Linked DNA regions of Homo sapiens: region 2 is linked to region 1. Evidence: chromatin loops called from intact Hi-C (ENCODE). Cell type or tissue: dorsolateral prefrontal cortex. All regions are shown on one strand. Links, peaks and the distances in the headings refer to the core of each region. The heading gives the core; the rest is flanking DNA.

The links. A loop is a pair of places that touch in the nucleus more often than their neighbours do. Peaks named below come from ENCODE experiments on the same cell type or tissue, not always from the same donor. Only the 100,000 strongest peaks of a DNase experiment are listed, where the experiment ranks them.
Region 2: a loop joins it to region 1, with 2.5 times the contacts of the local background. A loop is called at or near these places in 14 of 110 quality-filtered maps.

What each region holds. Positions count from the first base shown.
Region 1 is chr15:43,513,511-43,524,697 of GRCh38, reverse strand. MAP1A (microtubule associated protein 1A) reads right to left here and starts at 7,090. Exons shown (of 6, transcript NM_002373.6): 1 at 6,998-7,090; 2 at 3,975-4,057; 3 at 3,586-3,726; 4 at 1-3,374. The coding sequence starts at 3,224. RefSeq lists an enhancer at 5,972-6,615. In dorsolateral prefrontal cortex, for the core only: no CTCF peak of the experiment used is centred there; DNase peaks (open chromatin) are centred at 5,327, 6,097, 6,837 and 7,137; H3K4me3 peaks cover 5,000 bases; H3K27ac peaks cover 5,000 bases.
Region 2 is chr15:43,369,764-43,380,950 of GRCh38, reverse strand. It overlaps TUBGCP4 (tubulin gamma complex component 4), which reads right to left and starts at 9,850. Exons shown (of 18, transcript NM_014444.5): 1 at 9,519-9,850; 2 at 4,725-4,853; 3 at 4,326-4,448; 4 at 3,884-3,937; 5 at 3,048-3,104; 6 at 788-867. The coding sequence starts at 9,596. ZSCAN29 (zinc finger and SCAN domain containing 29) reads left to right here and starts at 9,908. Exons shown (of 6, transcript NM_001372080.1): 1 at 9,908-10,393; 2 at 10,926-11,187. The coding sequence starts at 11,038. RefSeq lists an enhancer at 9,720-9,839 and a silencer at 9,940-10,209. In dorsolateral prefrontal cortex, for the core only: a CTCF peak has its summit at 4,681 (motif pointing left); no DNase peak of the experiment used is centred there.

The DNA.
Region 1 (11,187 bases), core at 2,658-7,657:
GCTTCCTGGGCCTGGGGGCTCCTGGGAGGAGGAACTTTCTCTTCCTTCTCTAGTGTGCCCTCTTCAGGCCCTGGCTTGACTGTCTCCTCAGCAGCATCTTCTTTGCCCACACCTGGTGTGCGCTTAGTGTCTCCCCAGGAGTCTGCCTCCTGAAAGTCTTGGGGCTCAGACTTTTCTTCCACTGGGGACTGATGAAAGGGTGTGTGGGTGGCACTGGGTGGGCCAGATGGTGGAGGAGAAGCCATCTTCACTGTGCTGTCATCTGGGCTAAGGCACCGCTCCTCTGCTTCTCCAAGGGCTGGTTCTCCTGGATGTAGGGCATGCCCAGGGGCACTAAACACTGGAGTTCCATATTGACTGCAAAGTTTCTCAGACATCTCTACGTTTGCTGTCTCCTCCTCTTCCTCTTCCACAGCTCTCTCTCCAGACAAGCCTTTCCCTATGATCTCTCCTCTCTTCTCTGACTCCCCAGTCACAGAGAAGTCCTCACAGGGTGGTGATTTGAAGCCCTTGTCTTCTTCCAGTGAGGAGGTGGGTGAGATGGTACCAGCTGATGGCACATAGTCCAAGCCCTGCGTAGCTTCAGTACGGGAGGAAGGGATGCTTGTGACTGTGTCAAGCAGCAGGGAGCTCTTGCCTGTCTCCTCTGTCTGGGGAGCTGTAAGTGAGGCCACAGATTGGTCCTCAGCCACTGATGTGGCAAAGGAAGAAAGTTTGTCACACTCAGTGATTGAAGTGGCCGAGGACACATGTTCCTCTTCAGCCAAAGGGGCAGCCACTATGTTAGTGGGGTAGGTGAGTTCAGTCTCTGGCGTTCCATAGACTTTGCCAGAGGTAGCAGGAACAGCACTATCGGCAGGTTGGCTGGCTTCGAATGGGCCAGCACCTTCAGGCCCGGGCAGGTCATATGTACTTGTATGAAATCTGGGTGGAGCTGGGCGCTCCTCCGGCTCATCATGGATCTCCTCATCTGAGATGGTCTGCTCAGTCTCTGAGTAGCCAGGGATTGTCTCATCCTGGATGTAAGAGACATGCTCAGTGGCTCCTGCAGGTGTGGTCAGGCTGCTTAGGAATAACGAGGTCTCCTTCTCAGGGGCCTTGCCCTGGAGTCCCAATTCCCGACCCCCAAAAGCCTCCCGGCTCCTTGGAGTTACCTTCAAGGGTTCCTGCATATGTTTTTGGTAAAAACCCTCAGCTTTTGTCGCGTCCTCTTCCTCCTCATCTGAAGGGTGTACCTCCTCCATTTCTTCTAACTCAGCCTTTTCTATCACATCCTCCTTTACTTCAGGTTCACTTTCCTCTCTGGCTTCTGTTCTGTCTGGGAGCCTCTCTGCTTCCCTCTGCTTCTTTTCCTCCCAGGTATCTTTCTCTTCCTCTGTTTCAGCCCCAGAGTCTAGGCCTCTGTCCTTGCTGCCTTGTTCCTCAGGGACCTCTGGGACAAGCTCTTTCTCCTTCATCACATGTTCTTCTTGTCCCAGCCCTGGAACAGAGGGTGGTGTTCCCTGGATAGCTGTACTTGGGGGTCCCTCCTCTGCAGTGTCTAGAGGGAATGGCTTATCTCCTAGTCCTGTGTCCCTTTGTTCAGCCAGCAAAGCCCTCTCCTCACGCTTCATCTCCTCAAAGTCCTGTGTGAGGTCCTCTGGTGAGGATAGGACCAGCTCCCTGTGCCCACTGATGGTTGGGAGTGGTACAGTTCCCTTCTGGGCTGGGGGTGTCTGGGGCTCAGAAGACAGCTCCTTCTCCCCACGGATAGCACGGCTCCTGTCTATTTTGACTCTTCCAGGGACCTTGGCTTTATAGAGGGTCTTACGTACCTCAGGAGTAAAGGGCTTTAGGTCTGGCTTGGAAATCTTCTTGAGCTCAGGTTTGGTATCTTTCCTCTTCTCCTCCTTCTTGGCATCCTTCTTCTCCTCCTTCCTTCCTTCATCCTTCTTGAGCTCTTTCCTCTCCTTTTTGATCTCTTTTTTCTCCTTGTCTTTTTTTTCTTCCAGCTTTGATATCTTTTCTTTAAGGTGCTTTTTCCCTACCTTGTCTTTGATCAGCTTTCGCTTCTCTGCCTTCAGTGCCTCACTTGACTCTGTCTTCACCCTCTCAGGCTTGGCAGGCTTCTCTGGGGGCTTCTCAGATGACTCTTTTGCCTTCTTCTCTGTCTTGGCTAACTCCTTGGCCAGCTCTGAACGTGCCTCCTTGGCTCCCTCTTCTACCACCTCCTCCCGTTTGGCCAACTTGCTCACGGCCGTCTTGGTAGTGGCTTTGAGGCTCTCCTTGCTATCAGCCCGCTGTTTGATTTTGCTGGGCTTGAGGTTGGTAGGCACAGCCCCAGAAGCCAGGTCCTTCTGCGTGGCCACAGGGTAACGCAGGAAGTCCAGATGCCGAAGCTTTTCTAGGCCCTCCAAGATCTTGTTTTGGGGAGCATTTCCTGGAAAAAGCACACGCACAATCTTCTCAGTGGGATTGGCTGGTAGCCAGACCACCAGAGCAGTGATAGAGGTAAGGTAGGGCACGGAGATCTCAGCCTCCTTCCCATTGGGCAGCACGATGCCTGTCTTGGCTTTACTATTGCCTGCCCACTTTTGCATGAGGAACTGCATCTCCTTGCTGTCCTTGACAGGGTTGAGGACATACATGTCCAGCCGGCCCACACCCATTTTGTGGAAGAGGGTCAGTGGCTCAATGGTATTGCTGACCACACGATATAGAGGCTCAGCCTGGATGCCCAGGCGGTTTAAGTGCTGCAGAGTGAGGCAGGCCTCCTCAATGCTACGCTTGGCTTTCCGGGAGGCATCAGGAAGCCGCAGCTTCTCAGGCACGTTGAAAAAGACAACTCCAAGCTCAGGAGAGATAAGGTTCTTCACCCAGTCGCTGTAACTGCTAGAGCCCTGGGACTGCTCCTCCTCTAGCTCTGCCACTTTGCGCTGCAGTAGTCCATTGATGCCTGGCAGGTTGTCTGCCCCAATGTGTGTGAGTAGCACCGAGTCAATGCGGTCCAAGTGCCGTACCAGCTTCCAAAAACAGGACTTGCGATCAGAGCCACCATCCACCAGGATGTTGAAACCATTGACAGCAAAGAGGGCAGAGTCCCCACGACCACCTGGGAAGATGTAGCAACAAGGCTTGGAGAGCTTGAGGAAGCCCCCTGAGGTGGGGGGCTCTAGTAGGTCAAATGGGGATGGCACGTCCACAGTCTCAGAGACATACTCGGAGAACTCAGCCACGCCGTCCATGGTGGGCAGAGTGGGCTCAGGGTTTAGCCGGAGGTGCAGGGTCTCTTGGGAACTGGATAATCCCAGGTGGCTCCAATCACCTTCCCCTAAGCAGGACACGGTAAGGAAGGCCTGTATCCCAGGGTCTCTATTGCTGAGCAATTGGGAAATCTAGAAGAATAGGAGATAGAAACCTGATCAGGTCACTAGAGTTGTTTTGGTCTGACTTAGATTCAGTACCCTAATCTTCACCTCTTTCCAAGGTGGACTCTTACCTTTCTGCCAGGGCCCCCCATGGTCATGCAATATGAGACTTTCCCTTAGATCCCTCCCACAGCTCTAGTGCTACCCTTTCTCCCAGACACTCTGGCATGGAACTTACCTCGGGGTTGTGAAGGACCTGGGCAAAGTTTTCATATGAGTAGGTGCCACTCTGTAGGATGAGGTCTCCCCCAGGCTCTAAACTTTGCCCACTCAAGATTAGTAGTTTATAAGCTGATGAGCTGCTAAGAAGATGATGAACCTGGAATGGAAGAAGGGGAGTGGTCACAGATATAGGAAATCCAGGGAAAGGCAATGAATGGCCCCTCAGTACCTCAAGAACATGCTCCCAACTTATGTCCCTCATAACACCTCCAGAGTGGGCTGGAGACAATACGTCAGCTTAGATGGCAGAGAGAGGAATTCTTGGCCTAATAGTGGTAGCACTGGCAAGGGTGGGTATAGCACTTGCACCAGGCCTGTTTGGCAAGGCACAGGCCCTGGCCTTACCTCAGAGCTGATGCTGTCTGCACTGGGATTTACCAGGATGATGGTCTCTAGGATCTCACTCTGGTGGCAAAGGGTCCTCTGGCCTGAGGGAGAGATGTAGGAATTTATATTGAGAATAGGTATAGAAATTGTGGTGCAGGAGAGGAAAGAATGTGCTATCAGGAAATGGGGCTTAGACGAAAGAGAAGGTATCCTTAGGCCCTGCCACCTTGGATACTGCTGAGTAAGGTCTAGGAACTGGCTCATCCAGCCCTTCCCTTAGAGGGTTTCCACCTCCCCTCTCCCACACTGGCTGTCCTCTCCTTCCCTTCATCTACCACACCCTCTGCTGCCTGTGCCCCCATCCCTCTGCCTGGAACTATGGCCTCAGACTGCCCTATTGACAAGAAGCTTTTGTCCTTCTCGAGCACTAAGCTCCTGGTGCTGCCTGGGGATGGGGGGCTCAGCTGGAGAGAGGGCCCCTGGGATGATGACCCTCACTTCCCTTTCTCCTTCCTGGCTTGCCTCTGCCCTGGGCTTTCCTGCCCGCAGAGTGTCTAGAAATAAGGAAATAGGAGCTTCTGTGTGGTACAGACTCCCCACCCTTCTTGCCATCCAAGGCCAGAATTCCTGTTCCAGAAGACCCGGAGAAGCCTGTGCTATCTAAATTTTTGGGGTTTTATGATTCAAAGAATGGACATAGGACTATAACTTCATTTTCTGTCCTCTGGTTCCTCAGAGGCCAAGCCCGCACTAATACACATGCACACAATCATATTGTTCCTGCTCGGAAGTTTTCACAACACCCTCTCCAACCTGATCTTCATGTCCCAAAGTTTCAGAGAGGCCAGATTCACTACCCCACAACCTATTCATTGTGAACAGTTTCTTCTCTCATCTTTGCCCCGCTCCTAGGGGCCTCTACCACGGGCATGGGGAGTGAAAGGTTCTTGAACAAGAAACACATTAATAAGGAAGGAGAGATTCAGGGTGTTCCCCAGGCCATGGAGAAAGATAAGGCATCCCCAAATCCCCTATTTCCCTTCTCCAGCCTCACATGAAACACCAAACAATTCAGCAAAGAAAGAAAGTGGCAAATGAGACAGAAGATGCTGAAGAAGAATGCTGCCATCCCCTGCACCCGCCCTTCCTTGCCAAATCCCCTTTCCAATTGCAGTACATAGTGGCATTAACCTCACAGAGCATCCAACAGATGGCAGTGGGCTGTCTGGAGGATACTGGTGGGAGGGTCCATAATTTGTCCCTTAGACCCTCTTCTGTGACCCAGCTCTCTCTTCTTTCTGGTGCTTGGACAAGAGAAGCCTGGGGCCAGGGCCTTTGTTAAGAGGCAGAGCCATGGTGCCAGGATCAGGCAGATCTGGCAGCACAGGGCTGCAGATGCAGCTGTGGGGGAAATGAACGATGGTGTCAGAAGACCAAACCCCATACAGCGTGGGTTGGGCCAAAGGGGAATTCAAGGGTTCCCTTCTATTTACTTGAGAATTGAGGGAACATTTGAGATAAATTCAGAGGACAAGAGCCACCTCAGATGTAGGCAAGGGCAGGGCTTGGGGCAGGTGAGGGATATCAAGGTTCGGGAAGCTGCCAGCCTTAAGTCGTTCAGATTTAGAAAGACAAGAGCTCCCTCCACACAAATAAGGTCATAAATTTGAGGTAGGAGGGTCAGAAAGACAAATATCTATAGCACACACTGATTTGCTTTCTATCTACCCCTCCCTGCCCCCAACCATTCCTCACGGTCCCCATTTATCACCACAAGACTTCTATGATCCCAGTTCCTGTCCTGGCATAAGGTCCTGTTCCTCACTCTATCCCTGGGAGTGGTTCTGACTTGAAATTACATGGTTTATATCCTGTGCCTCTCTTTTTCAGGCCTGGGAGAAAGCCGTTTCTTCTGCTCCCCTGGCTCTCTCACTGAAGGGAACTGACTCGTTTTTTCCTTTTTCTTTAGAGAGGACCATCTTGTGAGGCAGGGACACACAGTGCTCAGCCAGTGCTGGAGTTGCGGGGGGGGGTGGGCTGCGGTGCAGAGGCTGAGCAGGCAGGAGGGCAGGTGTCTCCGCAGTGAGGCAGAAGGGGAGGGGGACCGTTTGGGCAGCTGCAGTTTGCCGCAGTGTGTGAGTGTGCGCGCTGAGCTCCGGCTCCAGCTCCGCCCCCACCCCCCACCCCAGCATGACAAGTCATTTTCTTGGCTGCTTCTGCATGGGGGGTGGGGATGGGGGGATGCAGAGAGAGAGAAGAAACTGGCTCCTCTGTTCAAGAGCCCCCATCTTGGGAAGAGAAGCAGAGATGAGGTGGGGGTAGGGCTGAGACTGGGAACCTGTGGGGTTGACACGACTGGAAATGCAGGGCAGCCGCTGGGGAGGGAGTTCTCCGTCTCCAGAGTGGCCTCGGCAGGGCCAGAAAGGGGGGTTTAGAGTCCCATTCTAAAGCTAGCCGCAGGGAATAGGGTGGGGGAGCCCACTGCAAACCGGTTGGTCTGTAAGGAGGCGCGTGCCACGTCTTAGTGACCCTTTCCTCCCTTCTTTTCCATAGTGTCCCCCACCTTCCCTTACTTGGCAAAAACTCACTGCCCTGCTCACCCCCAGCATAGGAGCAGCTGAGCAATCCAGCAGCTGACACCCAGGGGCCCTCCTATTAGGCACATTCCCATAACATCCCCCTTTCTCTCAGATTCTTCTGCCTCTGACCAGAAACATAGCCCCCAAACTCCTCCAGCATCCTGGGCTGTCAGGCAGAGCCAGTGGCACCACCCTCTGCTGCTGTCCCAGGCTGATTTCTCCCATCCCCGCCCAGCTGGAGAGGTGGACTGTCACAGCCCCTGGTGGCCTCTGGTTCTGGGTCCAGGCTGGGCCCACAGCCAGTAACGTTCATCTTCTCTCTCCATTTCCCCATCCTGCCTACTGCCACTGGGCTAGTTCTAGATGTGCCAGATTAGGTACCAGCACCCTTTCCATGACCCCCATCCCACCTCCCTATCACAGTGTACCCCCACATGCCAAGCCCTTTGGTTCGGTTCTTACCCTGGGGTGTAGGAGGAAGCCTCTCATGGAGGCGGCAGCTCCGGCCTCAGCCGGCAGCTTCAGGGAAGAGTCTGCAGCACTTAGGGTGGGAGTGGGGCGGGCGGTGGGGGGGGGAGGGGGGTGCTTGATGAGGAGGGCGGCGCCAGGGCGGGGAAGAGGGGCTGGTCCGTGACGAGGCACTGGAGACTTAACTGTTTCTTTGCCTTCACGACGTCTGAGCTCCAGTGCTTTTGCTTGGCTCTGTGGGGCTGAGGGATTGTCTAGCAGCTCAAGGAGCCTCTGCAATGTCCTATGGCCCATAGGACCTTTCTCTCCCAACCCTGCTTAGTTAGGAAATATTCTTTTGGCATCAGCCAAAAGACCAAAGCCCCATGCTAGGGCACAGAGCGAGGCTATAGGAGGCATGGGCTGCGTGGGCTCTCCCCCTTCTCTTAGAAACCATCTGCTGCCTCTCTCCTCAGATGGATCCAGGGAGTGACCTTCAGTCCCTGGAGGAGCAGGAGACAAAGGCTGGGGGCCCAAAAGCATGGGGTAGGTGTGGGGAACTGCTTAAGACAAAGGTTGGGGATGCAGAGATGTGCTGCCTTCTTCTGAACCTCAGCACTACAGAAACCAAGGAGGGCAGAAATAAGTCTTATTTTAGGGTTAGAGGGTAGTTTGAAATTCCGGAGTGGACACATGGTCCCTAGCCTGTTGGGGTGGGGCACAGGGACCCTGAGAGCTACATGAAGTTTCATGGGAATGCAGCATAACACAGTAACCACACAGGCACTGATTCTTGGGATTCTTGAGTCATTGGATATGAAGAGACAAGTCCCTGAAGGGACAGGGAGCTTTCTGCCTTACAGTGAAGGAGTTAACAAGGACCAAGAAGGATCACCAGGGCCTCCGGCCCAAGCAAGGTTGTAGGCCAATTATTAAATGTAACAGAAGTACTCTTTAGATTAAAAAAACCCTATAATGACTTTGTAGGGTGATTGGGTTCTTGCTCTCTCCTTGTCTCTTTGCTGTTTCTATATTATATTATTTGGATCTTTCTAATGTTGATCCTGTTTCCCTTAGTCTCTACCTCCATCTCAGATTTAGTAAAGCGCTCTAGGACTCAAAGGAAGAATCTGGAGAGTGGTAGCACTTCCTTCCAACCCGAGGATGCTCATGCTCTTACATAGTCCTTCCCTGCCCTCTTCCCATCCACCCTCCCCAGTTTGGCCAGCTCCTAAGGCCTTCCTCACAATCACAGCCACCCACTCACACCCAAACACTAGCCCCACCCTTGCCCCAGGCTGCCAAGAGTTACTTTTGAAGGTCAGAGAAGCCAAAATAGTCTGTGCTCTCAGCATCCCCCATCCCCCCTTAATTGCAGCCAGAGGAGAGGAGGAGCTGAGTCACTAGTACTCTTGGGGGTTGAGGGGACAAAAGGGGAGCAATCCTTGCTTAGATCCGGGGATGCAAATCTGCGACAATGGCAACAACCCCGTTTGGGTAGAAGCGGCCATCTGCAGAGATACACAGGGAAAACCAGGCTGAGTTCTGAGCATCACAAAAGGGAAATACCCCTCTTCTGCAACTTCATCGTTCTTATTTCCTCCCACCTCAAGCCTTCTATCTCCTCCCTGCTTTCTAGGGCTTTCTGGAGTGTGTTAGGAGGGAAACTTAAGTAGACATTTAGTTTACGAACAAAATAACATTTCCCAGACCAATACAGAGCCCACCCATATTCTCAGCTGCCACCCCCAAGGGCCACACCCTGGGCATGGTGCCAACTCACAGTGGAGTTTTCCTTCAGCCTTCACCCTCTGAACAGCTACCCACCACAACCAACTCTCCACCTGCTGTATTCCTAGGCTCTGCTGCAATGAAATGGTGAGATGCCAAAGAAGAAAGAGAGGCTTGAGCTGAGCTACAAAGTAAGATATGAAACCCTGGATTTGAGACTTGATCCACCATTTTACTAATCATGCTGCTAAACAAGAGACTTAACCTCTCTCAGAGCCTACTTCATAAACTATGAAATGAGTATAATATTAGTACCATCCTCCGATAATGCTGTGAGGTTTGAATTGTATAAAAGATGAAAAAAAAGCTTCTTCATTCCTAGACTTCCAAATCTGCAATGTACAAATGCCACTGGAAGTCTTTCTCCCTTTTGTGGAAGATTTCTGAGAGGTCATCTAGGTGATCAAGGAAATCATAAATCAGGATCTCAGACCAGATCAACTCTGGAGTACTCTTAGCTCCCAGGTAAACCCAGAACTAAAGATGCCTGCAGTATGAGATTTGAAGTCCTATTCATGTCCTTGCTTTCCCATTTCAGACAGCAATGCAGACCCCGGTTCCAGGGGTTAATGAGCTGCTGTATTAATTCAGGGTAACTGTTGTATTGGTAGAAGTAATAGAGCTATCACTTCCTAAGTCCGTCAGTGGAAATGGAGAGTCAGACCGAAGGCCTCCAGACTGGTCCCTCAGCCTGTATTTTTATTTATTTATTTATTGAGATGGAGTCTAGCTCTGTCGCCCAGGCTGGACTGCAATGTCATGATCTCAGCTCACTGCAACCTCTGTCTCCTGGGTTCAAGCAATTCTCCTGCCTCCCGAGTAGCTGGGATTACAGGTGTGCACCACCACCCTCGGCTAATTTTTGTATTTTTAGTAGAAGAGGGTTTCAACATGTTGTCCAGGCTGGTCTCAAACTCCTAACCTCAAGTGATCCACCCACCTCGGCCTCCCAAAGTGCTGGGATTACAGGCATAAGCCACCATGCCCGGCCCTGTGTTTTTTAGAGTCTTAGAATATTAGTTATGAATTATAAGCCCCCTTCTATTTCCTATAGGTATCCAATAGTAAAAGAATCAGAGAGTTATTGAAACTCAGTTTTCCACTGTCCTAATTGTTTCTGAATTTGTATTAGAATGCTCGGAAGATCCAGATTTTTTGTAGGGGTTAGAAAGTCACCACTGGAGAGACTACCTGGTGCAAAAATCACCTTTGAAAGCTTTTACCAGACTTGACCACTAGAAGGAGCTGGGCCACTGACTCTTTATCAGAGGGTCCCTTCTTTTCTGTGTGTGGGTATGTCAATGTGGAGGGGGCAGTGCCTAGGAATAAGTGCACTCTCCTTGTCACTGTAGGATACATTTTTGTCTGCTTTCTCAGCATTTTGGCCCAGGGCTTGAGGATAGGTGATAGGAATGGTGGCCCAGCCTGTGGGGTAGTCAAGCCATAAGGCACTAGCATATCCCCTTGAGCTCATCCCAGCTGCCTGGTCCCCTTTGCGTCCTCACTAACAGAAGGCTGGAGGGAGGGGCAGTGTCTGCAGCTGCTCTGGGCTGACTGTTGTTTGTGGGGACAGCTGAAAGAGGAGCCAGCAGGGGTGGGGCTGTGGCTGTCTTGAGCTGTGTGGGTTTTTCCAGGAAATTCTCTACTATTCTCCTGTGACATAGACAGACCATGATAAAAATGTCCAAACCTAAAAATATGCAGTATGCCAAAGTAAGCTCTGATCTAGGGTACATGGCCCTAAGCTCCTTGAGGACACCACAGACAAACTCTTTGATGGAAAGGGCCTAGTAGGTGTTTATATATCAATGCTCATTTCTAAGAAGTGCCTGAGAATAACTATGTTCTCTCTGTAAGTGTCTTCCCAAGTATCGCTGCATCTTAATCTGAAGAATGGCTAAGTACTTTGGTTTAACTTCTTTTCATTTCTTACATTATTCCAGAAAGCAGCCTACTCTCAAGTCTCTGTAGCCAAAAGGACAAGGTTAGAGCATTCAGTGTGAATTATTAACATCAGCAGATAATCCCCAAACTTCTGTTCAGTCATTAATTTCATCCTCTGTCATCCCTGTATCTGGCCTTTCACCAAAGCTCCTAGGAGTACTAAGTGGTAAAACTGCCGATTTTCATCATTAGGGATAAATGGAGGAAGCCATGACATGAGTAATTCTAAACAGAAACATTCTCAAAAGAGTGAGTAGCCTGCTTTACAGGAAGCCAGTCACATCAGGAAGATGTCAGCCTCACATATATTAATATAAAATTGCTGTATATATTCCTAGGCTAATGGAGCTTTAGTCATATTAGCCTTATTTTCTCCAACTTCCTAGCAGCATCTATAAGTATCAGTGATCAGGAAGTGATCAAAGATTTGGCAGTTAGGAGCAGTGGAAAAGGAGGAGAGATAATTAAGG
Region 2 (11,187 bases), core at 2,337-7,336, 140 kb after region 1:
AGAGTTGTGAGTGGCCTCAGGGATCATCTATTATAATTTTTCAATGAATGTCACAGTTTTTTTAAAATAAGGAAAATGGATAAATGGAAAGCTCAAACAGGCAGTCTTTGATTATACTCTACATGTTTTCATATTGTTGTAATCACAAGATAAATACAATTTTGTATCATTTGTCAGTACATATTTATATAAAATAGTTTACATGTTATAGTACCTACACTTTTAGTGGCTTTATAGTCTATCAAGTGAATATATCATCATTTAAATTTTTTTCTACTGTTGGTAATTTTCTAATTTCCTGATATAGTAGACAACATTGCAATGAACACGTTTGTGCATATAGTTATTTTCTTCTATTAAATAGTTTTGTTAGGATAAAATTCCCAAGAGTGGCATTATGGGATTATAAAGCATAAACATTTTTAAGGACCTTCAATTTGAAAATACCAGCTACTCAAATACACATGTTTAGACACAGCAAGCAACATCTGGCACATGTAATGGAATTCCTGCAAGGATAACAGGATCTAAACATTTAAAAAGATTGCCTCAAGGTCATCCAGGCACCTAAATCCTGGCTTTGTCACTCAACACTCTATAGCCCTTTTTGCAAGGCCTGAGCCATAATAAAGGTTACATGGGCTCCTCTGCTCATGGAGCTTTTTCTATCCTGGTTATAACCTTCCCAAGAGGGAAACCTGAAATGACCTGAAAATAAAACATGTGAGAAGTCAAATAATTTGACCACCCACCTCCACCACCAATTCCCAGTTAAGCCATGACTTACTTTTCCAGTGCACTTCGAACAGGAGGCAACCCCCCACAGCTGTGTTTGTAGACTGTTTCCAGGATTTGACAACCATGAATCTGTGGAAAATACGGCCTTGTCAAACTGGATTCCATTCTAAGAGTCCATGCAAGACACATTCTTATTCCATATTCAACCAAGAGGGCACAATCTAGGAGAGACTGGGGATAAACTTTCTCCTAAGATTTACACATAGTGGTTCTCAAAGAGGGACCTCTCTCCCATCAGCAGCATGACCTGGAGACTCATCAGACATGCAAACTCTTGGTTAGAACCCAGCACTCAGTGTTTCCACAAGCCCTCCAGGTGATTCTAATGCACAGTAAAGTGTGAGAACCACTGCACTTAAAGCAACCAGAATCATTTAGAGTTGGAACACCAAAGCCAAGGAAAGCTTTTTATTTCAAGTTAAGGCCCAATTCAGTCTACTTCTAAGGTATATACTTTTTCAAAAATCCTCTGCCTCTATGTTCTTCAGACTTTTTTTTTTTTTTTTTTTTTTGAGACGGAGTCTTGCTCTGTCGCCCACGCTGGAGTGCAGTGGTGCAATCTTGGCTCACTACAAGCTCTGCCTCCTGGGTTCACACCATTCTCCTGCCTCAGCCTCCCGAGTAGTGCGACACAGGCACCCGCCACCACGCCTGGCTAATTTTTTTTGTATTTTTAGTAGAGACAGGGTTTCACTGTGTTAGCCAGGATGGACTCAATCTCCTGACCTCGTGGTCCGCCCGCCTCGGCCTCCCGAAGTGCTGGGATTACAGGCGTGAGCCACCATGCCCGGTCCCCAGACTTTTATTTTTACCACTTTGAGGTATAATTTACAATGAAATTCACCCATTTTAAGCATACTAATAAACAATTTTTAGTAAATTTCAAACACTGGGCAACCATTACCACAATCCAGTTTTATAACATTTCCACTACTCCAAAAAGCGCCTTTGTGCCTGTCTGCAATCAATCTCCATTCTCAACCCAAACCTAGAATTTTGACCACCTGATTTTAAAAACTCTGAAGAGCCTTGGTACACTAGTTTCTCTACCACTATTCTGGCAGGGAGGAAGATTCAGCCATCTGCAATCCCCCTATTTTCCACTCTCCTTCCTATAGCCAGCGGAAGTTGAAGGCCAACTGAGACGTGCAGCTAGGCCTGGCTCCCTTATGCTGTCCTCATTAACTCTATTTGCCTAGAATGTCTCCTTTTATTTTGGGAGATAGTTTAATCTAGTGGTTAAGAGCACACTCTTTGGAGCCAGATAGAGCTGGGATATAAACCCATTTACTACTATCTGTGTGACACTGGGCACACCCCTTAACCAACTTAGCCCTTTAGTGGATTGTGTGTGATAATGTATTTAAAGCACTTAGCACAGTGCCTAGTACACAGCCAGTGACAGTAAAAGCTGGATGTTGTTATTTGATGAGGACAATCAGCTTTGAAGGGCCAATGAGCACCCACCACTGGCTTTGCTGGCACAGCATGAACATAGCAGAGCACTGTTTCTACACTTACACAGTTAAAAATGATGCAGCAATGTGGCAGATTAACTGGTTTACTAGTTACATTAATGAAAATGAACACCCCTAATAAGCTAAGGCACAAATAAAGAGCTTAAAAAAAATGACGACTTGAGCTAAAGATGTTTAATCCATTTGTCCACTTGGTCCAATTGTGGACCAATTCAATAGGACAGCAGATTCTTCTAATATGAAATCTCAAAGCATTTATTCCTCAGACTTATTAACTCTGCCCAGAAAGACATTCTCCTAACTTCTCAATACACCTGATAAAAACTTGTGATAAGAATAGGCATATTTATTAAACATCTGGCTTTCACTCACTGATCTCAAAATTCTCAGAAAACTGCCAGCACACTAACCATAAACCTATTACCTTCTTCCTAAGAATTAACTTTCTGCTTCACACCCAACAGTTCTAAAACCTTACTGCAGGTTCCTCTCACCTGCAAACATCCACAGCACTTTTTTTCTTACCCCAACAACATTCTTGGGAACATCTATGAACATTTCCTCTACCTTCTGGACCAGGAGGTGTTTAAAGGCAGAGTCATACTTTTGCATTCCTGACACTTAACATGATAACCAAGCAGATATTGTTAAATGAATGAATAAATAAAAACTACTAAAAACTAGGGTCTTCGAAAAATAATGTAAAGCAAAATTAATTAGTAATATTCCCTCAGTGCTTAGCAAAGCAAAAGGAATAAGGAAAGTTCTCACCTTTTGACTTTTAATTTGTTCTACTACAACCATCACAGAGGGAAAAAGAAGCTGGAACTGCAAAGTAGAGAATAATTAGAAGGGTATGTAATCAAATGTAAGGGAAAAAAAATCAACTTGGGAAATGCTTTTGTTTCTAAATAGTTCAACTTAAGATAAAATGGCAATACCACAGAACAGTCAAGATCCAGCATCCTAAGGCAATTTGATGTGGAGGTTCGCTGCAGATAGGAAGAGGATGGCAGAGAGAGGCAGTTTCTTTTTTTTCTTTTTTCTTTTTTTTTTTTTTTTTGAGACAGGGTCTCACTCTGTCACCCAGGCTGGAGTATAGTGGTAGGATCCCAGCTCACTGCAACCTCCACCCCTGGATTCAGAACGTTAGCCTCCCAAGTAGCTGGGACTACAGGTGCACGCCACCACAACCGACTAATTTTTGTATGTTTAGTAGAGACAGGGTTTCACCATTTTGGCCAGGCTGGTCTCCAACACCTGACCTCAAGTGATCCAACCACCTCGGCCTCCCAAAGTGCTGGGATTAGAGGTGTGTACCACCATGCCCAGTCGGGAAGCAGTTTCTATTTCTGAGGCTGGCATACTTGTTAATACTGATGTCCATATAGAGCAGTAACATTAGCGTTAATATCAGACATTAAGTTTTAACTATATTTGGAAATCTTTAAACAGTTTTGATCTAGTAAAACATACAAAATGCACAAAATATAAAATGTTAGGCTCTGAATCCAGAAGAAAAAAAGTTCTCAAAAACAGTACCATAAATTAGATTATTCTAACACTATCAACAGATTGCAAGGCATTTGGTTATTTGGGCAGCATACCTGGTCTAGGAAGTAGTTGACATGTGATATGGAGAGATGGGGATCACCCAGGAACTGCAATAAAAAACTTTGTGATTAGAGCTCCACACAAAATATCTCAAATCTATTTGATCTATGAAAATGAGAAGAGAATCTCATGATGGGCTTAAGTGTTAATTTTAGGCTATCGAGAACTGATAATTTAATCAGGTTATTAATCCTGATTTTCGGGCCATAAAGAAACCAAGCCAGGGCTCTTATAAACTCACTAAAGAGTCTTTGCCATGATCTGTAAGCCACTCTGATCACAGGTTGGGCAATCACTGAGAGAACACTGTACCTTCCAGCCATGCAGGCAACTGCTCACTCTTAACTACCTGATCTTATCAAAGGGCATTTCAGATTCAAGAACATGCCCTAATCTACTGTCCCAGAGGTGTTTCCTATATCTCCTCCTTCTTACCTCTTGTTCCAAATCAAGCAGTGCTTGGCGATAAGGCTGCAAAACAGAATCCAGCCCTGTGCAGAAGGCCCGCAGGTAGATTCCATGTAACCCACCTTGGCCCTGTTGAGATGGATGGTGATCCTGAAATCAAACAAACAGAAGCCAACTTCTCAGCTCAGGCCCTGAAACCTGAGAAAGACATTATCAGGCTTGTTTCTTTTAAAAGTTATACAAACAAACCAATTAGAGGCCTTGCCTTCACTTGAATATTTCTAGTGATGAGAAATCCATAACTTATTTCACATGAATTACCGATAAATTCACTGAAAGCTTGACATAGCTCCTGCCCTCTAGAGGTGAAAGCTTGACATAGCTCCTGCCCTCTAGAGGTGTACACCCACAGAGAACAGGACCCACCTGCTGTTGCACATGGCCCGTGTACTGTTCAATGAACTCAGTGAAGCGAATATAGTCTGTGCCGAGCCGGCAGAGTCGATTCAGGACACTGGTCTCACTGGGGTGGAGGAAAGGGAAGTCCTGCGATACCTGCAGGAAGAGGAACACTGCCGAAAACACCGCCAGTCGCTGCCCCAACTTTCAGGTGCTTCAAACGCTTCATACTACACATTTATCGTTTTCTTTCTCAAGATGTCCACTTAAAGGTGTTAAGTTCTGGATAACAATGTATTTCCAAAGCACTTCAAAGGGGTTCCCTATCCCTGACCCAATTATTTGCTTCTTAAAATAGGTAACACATGCTAAATAATTTAAACAATATAAAATGGTGTACATTAAAAATAAGTCAACCACCCCAGAAGCAGCCGCTATTACCTGCTTCTTAAGCAATCTTCTAGGGATGGTCTCTAAGGATATGGGGGTTTTGACCTGGTTGCAACAAAGTCTCTTTAGCAATATTGCTCAAATGGGGGTCTGCAGACTCCATGGGTTTCTCAGACATATTCTTAGGATTTACAAATTCCCTATAGAAGTTTTCATTGTTTTCATTCCAGTAAAAATCTAAAATTAAGCATACCTATTATCTGTAAATGCACCTTATAACTGGCCATATATATTTAGTGTCCATATTTACATTTGTATTTTTAATTTAAATGAAAGCCAAATGATAGCCTAATATGCTATATACAAAGGTTTCACAGCAGTTCAGGTAGAAAAAAGTAGTGGGAAAATATATTCCTTCAACCAACTTTTTAAAAATACTGTGGTAAAATACGTATAATAAAATCTACCATTTTAGCTATTTTAAGTATATAGTTCAGTGGTATGAAGAACATTCACACTGTTGTGCAACCAGCACCACCATCCATCTCCAGAACTTTTTTGTTTGCCCCAAATGAAACTCCGTATCCAGCCCCTGCCAAACACCACTCTACTGCCTCTGACTTTGACTACTCTAGCTACCTCATATAAGTGGAATCACTCAGGTCGGGTACAATTGCTCACGCCTGTAATCCCAGCATTTCGGGAGGCCGAGGCAGGTGGATCACCTGAGGTCAGGAGTTCAAGACCAGCCTGGCCAACATGATGAAACCCTGTCTCTACTAAAAATACGAAAATTAGCCAGGCGTGGTGGTGGGCGCCTGTAATGCCAGCTACTTGGGAGGCTGAGGCATGAGAACTGCTTAAACCCGGGAGGCGGCGGTTGCAGCGAGCTGAGATTGCACCACTGCCCTCCAGCCTGGGCAACAGAGCGAGACTCTGTCTCAAAAAAAGTGGAATCATTATTTGTCCTTTTGTGACTGGCTTATTTCAGCTCATCCATGTTGTAGCACATGCCAGAATTTCCTTCCTTTTTAAGGCTGAACAATATTCCCTTGTGTGTATATACCACATCTCAATTACCTATTCGTCCCTGCACTGACACTTGCTTCCACCTCTCAGCGATTGTGAATAATGCTTGGTGAACACGGGTGTACAAATATCTGTTGGGTTCCTGCTTTCACTTCTTTTGGGATATACCCTGAAGTAGAACTGCTAGATTGTATGGGAATTTTATATTTAATTTTTTTTTTTAGAGACAAGGTTTCACTCTGTCACCCAGACTGGAATACAGTGGTGGGTTCATAGCTCACTGTAACCTTGAACCCCTAGGTTCAACCAATTCTCCCACCTCAGCCACCAGAGTAGCTAGGACTACAGGCATGTGTCACCATGCCCAGCTAATTAAAAATTTTTTTTTTGTAGAGATGGAGTCTTGCTCTGTTGCGCAGGCTAGCCTCAAACTCCTGGCATTAACTGATCCTCCAGCCTCACCCTCCCAAAGTGCTGAGATCACAAGTGTCAGCCGCTGTGCCTGGCCTTTATTTAATTTTTTGAAGAACTGCCATACCATTTTCCACAATGGCTGTACCATTTTACATTTCCATTACTATATCCCAGGTACTGTGCTAATACTTTGAGATAAAAGAGTGAACAAAATCAGATACAATTACTGCTCCAAAGGAACTTAGCATATTATATGGATGGATATATAATATGGATTATATGTGGATGCCATTTTATATGACAGTAAATGTGGTAACAAATAGGCGAAGAAGAATTTTTCTGTTACCAAGTCCATAGAAAATTGATTAGGAATCCAATTAATGTAGATTTTAATGACACAATGCTAATCACATCTTCAAGTTAGTAACTTAAGAGGTTGCACAACACGGTGCTTAAGAACCTGGTCTCTTGCCGGGCGCAGTGGCTCACGCCTGTAATCCCAGCACTTTGGGAGGCCGAGGTGGGCGGATCACGAGGTCAGGAGATCGAGACCATCCTGGCTAACACGGTGAAACCCCATCTTTACTAAAAAAACTACAAAAAAATTAGCCGGGTGTGGCGGCAGGCGCCTGTAGTCCCAGCTGCTCGGGAGGCTGAGGCAGGAGAATGGCGTGAACCCAGGAGGTGGAGCTTGCAGTGAGCCGAGATTGCACCACTGCACTCCAGCCTGGGCGACAGAGCGAGACTCCATCTCGGAAAAAAAAAAAAAAAAAAAGAACCTGGTCTCTGGAGCCCAACTGCCTGGGTTTGAATCCCTGAGTTGCCTCTTACTTGCTTGAAAGCTTAGGCAAGTTACTATACCTGTCTGTGCCTGTTTTCATACCTATAAACTGAAGAAAATAATTGTGAGGATTAAATAAGTTAATACATGTGTAAAGCACATATCCCAACCACATAGCTAGTGCTCAATACACATAAGCAATTTTATATTATTAACAAGACAGCTCTACCAGTTATCAAGTGATACTACTATTAAAATTGGCATTTGAGCGTTTCTTGTTGGCAGAGTTTTCGAAAAGTTCAATATCTAATTATTCTGAAACAGCAAATAATAACTCGAAGTTACTGATACCATTCTATATAACACAGTTATAGGAACAGGCTGAGAAATCCTGCATTAGAATAATGGTCATTTGAACTTATTGATTTGGTAGTTTTGTTTACTTTTAATTTATAAAAATATTTGATTTTATAGTTGTTTAAGAGTATTATGCTTGAGTTTATACCTAGCTTATGTATATACATATTCAATATAATAAAATAATTTTCATTAACACTTGGCACTCATGACAACTTTTCCCTTTACTCAAATGTAAAAGACACTGCTCTGCAGAAATTATGTAATATTTGCCATCTTTGTCTTCTTTTCTTCCATCAATACCTAAACACCTGCTATGTGGCAGAAACTGTGCTAGGTGCTCTGGGTAGATGAATGAAGAAGACCACTGGTCTTCGCTCCCAGGGGCAATCTATGCGGGAGAAAGGCTAAAAACAGGTAACAACAATACATTATGAATTGTGACAAATCCTACAAGGGAAATAAACAAGTTGATGGAGAATAATGGCATCAGGGGAGGATGCTTAAAGATGTGCTCAGAGAAAGTTTTTCTGACAAAGTGACTTTAAAGCTGAGACCTTGAGGATGAAATGGTAGAAAATACATGATTGAGAATTTTTCATAAGAAAGAAAGGAAGGGAAAAGATGAATTACTTGTGGTTGTCTCCCCCACCCCCTCCCTAGCTATCTTTCCTGTACTGTGTTATCTCTTCTTATTTTGGACCATCAGGCACCCACATACTTCCTAAATACTGTCCTCCTATATGCCTGGCATTGTACTAAGATCTATGGAGAAAAGTGAAACATCGAATTAGTCTTCAAAGACCTACAGGTGAAAGATAACAATTCAAACTCCACCACACAAATCTTCACCTGTTTTTTTCAAAAATTCACCTAAACTCCCAAACTCCAAATACATGTTCATAAATAATAACGAAAGGAAACTGTTTGATTTATAGGTTTTATAGACTAAGAATGTACTTTTTCTGCTCTTCCACAGTCTCCTAAGAATCGGCATGTCTTGGTGATCAGACGGACCTAGATTTCAGTCTTGCCACTACTAGGACTGGCCAGCATAAAGTTTTCTGAGCTTCAGTTTGCTCATTTGTTAACTGGTAGAAACAATACCTAAGTGGACTAAATTATTGAGAGCATTAGATAACATTACTGGAAGCAGAAGCAGGTAAAAGTAGTTCAAATACTGAAGCCAGACAGACCTGGCTTCAAAACTAAGCTCTGTTAATTACTAGCTATGACCCCGATAGTTATTTAACTATTCTAAACCTAGCTTAATCTGTAAAATGGATAAGGTGGTTGTGAGGATTAAATAAGATAATGCATACGGAACATCATACATTCCTGGTTACACAAAGGCCCCCTACCAAGTGCTTTACCTAGTGCAGAAATTTTCTGGTAAAGGAGTAATGAGGGAAACACCACACGCTCTCGATTTCATTTATTTCCTTCAACAAACTTTACTGAGCGCTTACCATGTGTTTGGGAGCTGTGTATTTGGCCCAGTACTTCAAAACTCAAACAATGCACGTGTGAAAATAAATAGGAGAAAGTGCCTCCCACACTTCTATATCATTCCCCAGCAACTGTCAGACACCTGGACCTCAGGCCCTTTCCTCGCCCCGCCACAGGTGGGGCTCTTCGAGGTCTGCCCTCCGTTTTCTAGCCTAGGCCCGGCCTCTCTAGGTGTCGCATCAGCCTTGACCCTAAGGGGCTGCCCTCCAGTCACCTGTCCAGGGATACGCCCCCAGCCCTGGAAGCCCCGCTCGCTAGGTCCCTCAGCCTACTCCCCCAGGCGCTGGCTCAGGTCCCCCCTCCTGCGCTCCCTGGTTCCCGCGCTCTGCGCCGGACAGTACCTGCAGGCCACTCCGCTTGTTCCAGGTGAAAATGGACCCAGGGTACCCGCTCAGAGCCAAGAGCAGTTCGTGGATCATTCCCACGGCGGACCTCGAGTCCCTGGTTATGTCACCCCCTCCTCCAGCGCACCTCCAGGCGACCACGAGGGGAGTGCTTCCCCTTCCACACGCGCACCGGCCCCTGGGTCGGGCGGTTTGTGCCGAATCAACCCACCGAGACAATCGCTGCGGCGGAGCGGACGGGAAGCTGGGAAGGGGTCGCGGGGGAGTCCCGGAAGTTCGGCAGCTCAACGGGGTCCACCAGCTACTCCCGCCCGGGCTCTGCGGAGACTGAGTCGCGGTCGCTGCCCTCGCGCATGCGCCCTCGGTGCCCCGAGCCGCCCGCTCGGACTTCCGGTTTGGGAGCTGTACTTGGGAGGCTGGAGAGCCGGGGCCGGGGCCGGGGCCGGGGCCGGGGTCAGGGTCGGACCCCGAGTGGGTGAGGCTGGCCCGGAGGCAAGGATGCGAGGGGGTTGAGGGGCAGCTCGAGAGGGAGACGCTCCCAGGGGTGGGCTGGAGGGCGCCCTCAGGGCGCCTTAGCCGGGTCAGAGGCCTCTGGAGGGACCGCACGACGGCTCCGGGTTACCCGGCCGGAGGGAGCGGAGACAAAAGAGGCCAGAATCCCGCAGCCGCTGCTCCTTGGGCTGAGAGCTCTGCGTCCGCGAACCGGCAGCACCTGGAGCCTCTGGCCGACACCCGAGCCCGTCCTCAGGAAGCCCGTTACTACTGCTCCTCGGATTCCGTCTCTCCTGCCCAATGTGACTCTCCCCAAGCCCCCATGGTCCTCGCTTTGGAGCCAAAACCAGCTTCTCTCCTTGCGCGAGGTTTTCCGACAGGTAGCTCCCTAATCCTTGCTGAGCGGCTACTACTACGCGGGGAAAACAAAGACCCGAGATTCTGGACGTGATTTTTGCCTGGGGTGGGCTTTGGGAGTTGTGCAGCCCGAGGGGGCGGGGCGGACGCAGAAGGCCTCGGGAAGGACTGCGGAGATACTGGGGGAGATCAGCTGCGACCAGCTGGACAGAGGCTTTTTGTTGCCTTCAAGCAGGATGGTGACTTGTCTTTAGATCCTCTCGAACTCCAGCTCTCCTATATGGTTCGGACTCACTGTGCAACATTGGCCAGGGAAGTTAAATGGGATCGGATTTGGAGGAGGTGGGAGAGGGGCAGACAGTACTTTTATTCTCTGCTGCTTCCTGGGGCTGCCCTGGAAGTCAACCAGAAAAGCAGTTTTTGCAAAGTCTATTTACTGAAGATTGTGCTACCTTAGAAGGCCACTCGGAGCACATGGAAAGGCAGGCCAGCTCTGGCAAGACTTTAGACATATGAATGTATTCCTTCTGATAGTGCCATCTTTCTCTGCCCTAGGAAGAAACACCTCTTACAGTCATCTGCAGGGGATTCTCCAAGGACATGGGAAGATAGATGTAAGCCCTGGAACCCAGACTCCTAAGCGAAGGGAAGCTGCATTCTGCTATTAATGATGGCCAAATCAGCTCTAAGAGAGAATGGCACTAACTCTGAGACCTTCCGACAGCGTTTCAGGAGATTCCATTACCAGGAGGTGGCTGGGCCGCGGGAGGCTTTCAGCCAACTCTGGGAACTTTGCTGTCGGTGGCTAAGGCCGGAG